Regions from separate parts of the Homo sapiens genome. Here region 1 is linked to region 2. The links are chromatin contacts, found by Hi-C or POLR2A ChIA-PET in ENCODE. All regions are on one chromosome and are shown on one strand. Each heading gives the region's core, a stretch centred on a gene start or an enhancer-like site at or near the end of the contact. The rest is flanking DNA. Distances are from core to core; before and after follow the strand shown. Region 1 holds the start of NCOA3 (nuclear receptor coactivator 3). Region 2 holds the start of STK4 (serine/threonine kinase 4).

Region 1 (3,102 bases), core at 237-2,736, 2.5 Mb before region 2:
ATGAGCATACATTTAAAATATTTTCAAGAACAAACAATTCACAAACTTACAGGTTTCCATTAACATTTTCGTTTGTGCAGCATTCGCTGAAGACCTAAGATTTTTATTCCTCCAATCACCTTCTCAACAACCTGCTGCAACAAATACTGAAGCTTTTTTGCAGCCAGGGATCAGTTAGGTGGATCCGAGGCCAGGCATTTAAATCAAAGAGATGCAGCAATCTTACTCAATACTACTACCACTCTCACGCATCTCATTCAACTCCATTTAAAACCACTGCAGCAAGACAGCTGGTACTCTCCTTCCTGTTTCTTTACCGTACAGGCTTAATAACAAAAACAGGTTGGTTTTGAAGCCCTGCTCAAATATTGCAAAAAGGAAGTCTTCGCATTCGGGAGGGGGAAAAAAGTTTCGACTTCGAGAGAATCTCATAGCTTCCGTGTCATTCCATTTGGGAATCCCAGATCCTGCCAGTGAGGTAGATGCTCGCTCTCTCGGTTAACTTTTCCACCCTAGATGCCCTCAAACTGCCTAGGAAGCAACTAAGTCTCCCAACGACCCATGGCTAGTTTTGTTAAGGCAGGTACAAGACAAGCAGTTTATTTAAACCATGACGAACTGGGTCGATGTTCATAAAATGAGAGATGGGGAGAGCAAAAAAAAAAAAAAAGTAGTAATAAAGACAGCCAAACTCCTAATTTTATCAACCAACTTCCCACTTGCCATTTCCCAGCCTTCACACCAGAGGTAGTAAAACGCCTTTTTACCGAGAAAACTAAGAAGCTACCCGAGCCCAACATGAAAATTCCGCGGACAATTCGTGTTAAAATATTTTTTAAATGCCCAAGTGAGGAGGAAACACAGCAACCAAATCTCACCCGGCTGGGAGGCTGGGGTGGGGGGGGTCCCCGCGGCTTTTCCCTCCCGTGCGTCCCAGAAGCTGCTAAGGAGCCGGGGCAGCAGGAGGACGACGCGGGGAGCTTTCAAAAGGGCTGGGGGAGGCAAGAGGAAGAAAAAACTTTAGGGACAGAAGGGGAAAGTGGGCCCCTGCAGTCCCCCCGCAAACTCCTCGGGTGACCCCTCCGCGCGGGGACCCCCTCGGATCCCCAAGCGGACTGCCACCCAGCTTCGTCTCAGCTCCTACCGCCGCGGGCCGCCCCCCGGGCTGAGGGGAAGCGGCGCGGCCCCGACACCCCGAAACTACCTCAGCGCGTCCCCCGGCCGGCGCGCCCCTCAGTGCCTTGGCAGATCTGAAGCCGCTGGCTCTCGCAGCCTGGGGAACTCGCCCCTCTTCCCTCCGCCTCGCACTCCACCCCCTCGCCCGCCACCGCCTCCTCCTTTATCTCCACTCACCTCCCGCCGCCATTTTCCTCGCAGCTCAGCTTTAAATCGGAAACTCGCCGCTCAGCCCGCAGCCGCCGCCGGCCGCCACCGACTAAGCCGCAGCCGCTGCCGTCGCTGTGGAGCGGCTGAGACAGCAGCAGCTAAAGTCGCCGCACGGGGGCCACTGGGATATGTAGTCCCGAGGCCACGCCCAGCACTACCGGTCCCAGGGGGCCTTGCGCGGCCGGCCTAGGGTTCCAGCGACCCCCACCCTGGCTTCCGCGGCGGAGGGCGTGGCGACGTGGGCTCGTGCGGCCGCTTTCGCCCAGCATCGACTGGGAGCTCCCTCGGGATCCGGAGAACCGGAATGCAGTCCTAGCCCTGCCCTTAATTTTTTTCATATTTGCCTTCGTCCAGTAATACCTAACATTTGTGGAGCGTTTCTGGTATGCCAAGCACGGATCCTCAAAACAAGCATCCGGTAGGGACCATGATCATCCTCATTTTTCAGATGAGCGAACTGAGGCACAAGGTCGGAAGCCACGAGGCTGTTCCTTAGCTGCTAAAGTCACTGGGTGAAATGTTGTTGGGCAGCAGTATATTCAGGGTATATTTAGTCCCGAAGTATCATCCCACAGCGTATTTATGACTTACAATAAAGAACAGCTTGCTTTACAATGGAAAGATCTGGCAGGCACCCCCTTACCAAGTGATCGAACTTAGCACCACCAATAATGGGTCAGGACTGTTGTTATGTGTCTCCTAATATGATGCAGTGGGGAAAGCATATTGCTACCTCTGTCGTATTCTTGCCACATACACACAAAAAGCTTACTTGAAAAAATAAACGAATTCAGAATGTGGGACATTCTACACAACATCTAGCCTGGAGTCTTTTAAAATATGACAGCATGAAAGAGGTGAAAACCAAAAGCAATAGGTGAGACTTGATTGGATTCAGGATGATTTTTTTATGTAAAAAGAATTTGGGGGGCAATTTCAATGTGGACTGTATGTTAGATAATATTGAGTCAGTATTAGATGTGTTGAGTGTAAATAAAATAGAATAATCTGACCACTTACCACCTCCACGGTCAGCACCATCATTTCCCACCTGGACCACTGCAACAGCCTCCTCAGTGTTCTGCCTGCTTCCACTCTTTCCTCTTAGAGTCTATACTCAACACAGCAGCCAGAGGAATCCTGGTAAGAACCAAGTCAGTCTCTGTCCCTCCTGCAAAATTCTTGCAGTAACCTGCAAAGCCCCATACAGCCCGTCTCTTGCCCTGCCCTTCCCTCTCTAAACTCATCACCTTCTTCTCTTCCACTCACTTCTGTAACTCAGCTACAATGGACTCGGCCTCTCCAACGTGCTTAGCACACTCTGGCCTTAAAGATCGTGCACTTGCTATTTCCTCTGCCTAGAACAGTATTTTCCCAGAAAATTCAAATAACCCATTCCCTAATCTCCCCATGGTCATTGTCCAAATGTCACTTATTCAGTGAGGCTTTCCCTAACTGCTCTATTTTAACTTCCTGCCCACTCTGATCCCAGCTTTCCCTACTCCTATTCCTTTCTTCATTTATTTTCAGAGCATGAATTATCATTAAAATCATGATATATTTCTGTTTACTTATGTTATTTAAAATATCTCATTTTGGCTGGGCGCGGTGACTCACGAATGTAATCCCAGCACTTTGGGAGGCCAAGGCAGGCAGATCACCTGAGGTCGGGAGTTCAAGACCAGCCTGACCAATATGGAGAAACCCCGTCACTAC
Region 2 (2,905 bases), core at 385-2,884:
AAAGAACATGGACTTTGGACCAGACCCCATAGACATTAAAATCCTAGCTCTGTCTCTTACTTGCTATGACTTCTCCCAGCAAATCACTACCCTCTGTATCTCAGTTTTATCATCTGTAAAACAGACATATAGGGATATCTACCACACAGGATTGTTGTGAGGTTCAAATGAGTTCAAATGAGGTTTTTATGGTTCAAAAATGGTCAAATATCAGCAATTTCATATGCTTCAGCAGGACACATGGAAAGCACTTAGAACAGTGCCTGGCACCCGGTAAGTGCAATATGAGTGTAATAATCATTACTATTACAGTCTCAGCACACTACGCTAGGGTGAATCCAAAGCCCATCCCAACCACCTATTTGCCTTCTGCAATGTTTGTGCACCTCAAACATCCCCAAGCTCAAACAACCCCTAAGAGTGCTGCCCAGGCAGTCAATCCCTTCTCTTCACCTCTTGGTTGCCCTGCACTTCCACACCCTGAACACTTCCTTCTTTAGAGCTCATTCTGCTGCAGGAAGTCAGACGTCTCTGTGAAATAGAAGTAACCACACTGAACCTCAGAGAAGCATGACTCCTTCGGTCTCTAGTCCCTACTTTTCTCCAGATGTGGTAGAGTGGCAAAAGACCCGGGATGTCCACAAGGGAAATCCAGGAGTTGAGATTTTCTAGGATCAGCCACCATCCTGATCTTGAACTAAAGCAATTCCAGGTACCACTAGGATTTGGTGCTGATATTCACAAAACAACTGAGGCCTGAAAAGGGCACAGACTGGCAGGGTTCAGTGACCCGGAGTAAAGAAGGAAACACTTCCCAACTACTCTGGACCTCAGTCTCCCCATCTCGAAAATATCCTCTTATTTCCTTACCTACCTCCCAATGTCAGGTTCTGAAGAGCTGAGGAGGATGTGAAGACCATTAGGAAGACACTGAACATCAGTAATAAAAGATGCCATCCTACAGTGGGGACACCACCAACAGCATCCTCTGAAATGCTACCCTCCACCATCCCCTCCCTTGCTAGACCCTCAACCTTTCCTCGCATGCTTTCAGCCTTAGGCGCAAAGCTTTTCCCCTCCACAGATCCCCCCACCGCACCCCTCAAGTGGGACTTCAGACCCTTAGAAAGTCCACCCGGCCTTCCTCTTGGCCAGTTCTCGATCCACCCCCTTAAAGAGATCCCTCACAGATTCTCACCCTGCTTCAGCATTCGCCCCCACCTCCGTGAGTCCCTGCTTGGATAGCGTTCCCCCGAGTGGCCCGGCCTCAGCAGGTACTCTCCCTAACTTGTCCCCACGTTCCTCAGCACAGTCTCACCACAGCGAGTGCTCCCTCTAACCGGTCCCAAGTCTAACCTCCTTAGCAGATGCTCCCCTCAGCCGGACCCTCACCCACCAGACGTCCCCCCCCTCACTCAGCAGGTGCCCCATCGGCTGGGTCGCTTAGCTCCGGGGACTCCCACACAGGTGTATCCCCTCAACCAGTTCCCGCCTTTTCTTCCCCTGACCCCATGCCCGTCCTCTTAGCCAGTGGCCCCTCACCGGCGCGGCGGGTTCCTCAGCTGTACCGTCTCCATGGCGCTGCCAGCAGCCGCCCAGACCCGCTCACTGCTCCATCCTCCCGCGGACCTCCTGAGCCCGCCCCGCAGACCCTCCCACACTTCCGCTTTCCGCCCCTACCGGAAGCGGCGCGCGGCGCGGGAGCGGGGCGGAGCCACGGCCCTGATCACGTGGTTCGGGCGTGAGTCTTGTGGCGCGGTGGGGCGCGGACCCGGAACCGCCAAGTGGTGAAGGCGCCTCCAGGCGGTGCCCGCTGGTCTCTAGAGTGTCAGTGGCGCTGTCTTCCTGCGTTACCGGAGCGCACAAAATACTCGGTCCCCAGGCCGAGAACGCACCTCTACCTGGGTCCTGGGTCCCATTTCACAGACTGAGATGCGTGAAGCGCCTCCTTTAGAAGAGCTGACAATTCTTAGCAAACCAAGTTTTGCGTGATTTTGGGGAGGCGGCGCTGCCCCAGGAACGCCTGGAGGTATTTGTGGTTTTCTGCCGCTTACCTGGTTGAACTCTGGTCCCAACGGGCCCCCTGCACATTTTCTCCTACAATGCATCAACGCGCAAATTGCCCCACTGTCTTTCTTAAAGGCCTCCCCTTTAAGTCAGTTTGCAGACATAAAAATAAGCAACATTAATTAAGCATTTGCCGTGTACTTGTCTTCATATATTATCTCATTTAATCCCCTGTGTCAAGCCGATAAGGTCATCCCCGTTTTTATTTATTTAATGATTTAACACAGTCCCTAAACGTTTTCAGTGCTTTACCTCATTTAATACTCCTAACAACCTAGACGGTATTATTATTATTCCTACTTCATAAGGCCAGAGAGGTGAAGTATCTAGCCCAAGGTCACATAGCTTAGAGTATAGGTTTGGGGATTTAAATCCAGTTTGGTCTGATTTCAGGGCCTGCACCACCAAACTGGACAGCCATGGGTGTGTAACCTCTTTTTGGGCCTGAGAAACAGACCTTTCTCTCCACTCAGAGCTCCGGCTTCAGCTATTGTGCTTCCGAATGCCACTACCATCAGTAAGTATTAGGAAAATGGCAGATTCTACCCAATTGACCCATGGGGAAAGTTATAGGAGAAAACTTAACCAGAGCAACCTCTCACTGTTTTTAATTGCCTTGCTTTTCCCAAGGATATGCCATCTACAGAACTTAACACCTGAGCACCCACCCTTCAGGGCCACCCATGGGCCCAAAACGGGATAAAGGAGCCATTCCCTGACATAGGAGGAAAACATTTGCTGAGAAGCTACTGTGTGCCAGACACAATCTTGGACTTTCACTTAATCCTCAAAACAGCCCTAGGAAGAAGTACCTACCGTTAACAGATAAGAAAGCTGA

What was found. A loop is a pair of places that touch in the nucleus more often than their neighbours do. ChIA-PET counts read pairs that join two places held with the same protein, here RNA polymerase II (POLR2A). Pooled maps may share reads with other maps.
Region 1: a loop to region 2 is called in a map of CD8-positive, alpha-beta T cell, with 15 times the contacts of the local background. The contact joins the promoter of NCOA3 here to the promoter of STK4 in region 2. A Hi-C loop is called at or near these places in 1 of 168 maps with a recorded cell type or tissue (CD8-positive, alpha-beta T cell), 3 of 37 single-sample maps with no recorded cell type and 5 of 50 pooled maps. POLR2A ChIA-PET finds 5 or more read pairs at or near these places in 2 of 52 experiments (A549 and B cell).

Annotation. Positions count from the first base shown.
Region 1 is chr20:47,500,271-47,503,372 of GRCh38, reverse strand. It overlaps NCOA3 (nuclear receptor coactivator 3), which reads right to left and starts at 1,486. Exons shown (of 23, transcript NM_181659.3): 1 at 1,354-1,486. RefSeq lists a silencer at 1,127-1,246 and a cis regulatory region at 2,498-2,570.
Region 2 is chr20:44,965,241-44,968,145 of GRCh38, reverse strand. STK4 (serine/threonine kinase 4) reads right to left here and starts at 1,634. Exons shown (of 11, transcript NM_006282.5): 1 at 1,543-1,634. The coding sequence starts at 1,577. STK4-DT (STK4 divergent transcript) reads left to right here and starts at 1,688. Exons shown (of 3, transcript NR_038341.1): 1 at 1,688-2,029; 2 at 2,461-2,584; 3 at 2,698-2,905. RefSeq lists an enhancer at 340-419 and a silencer at 1,560-1,809.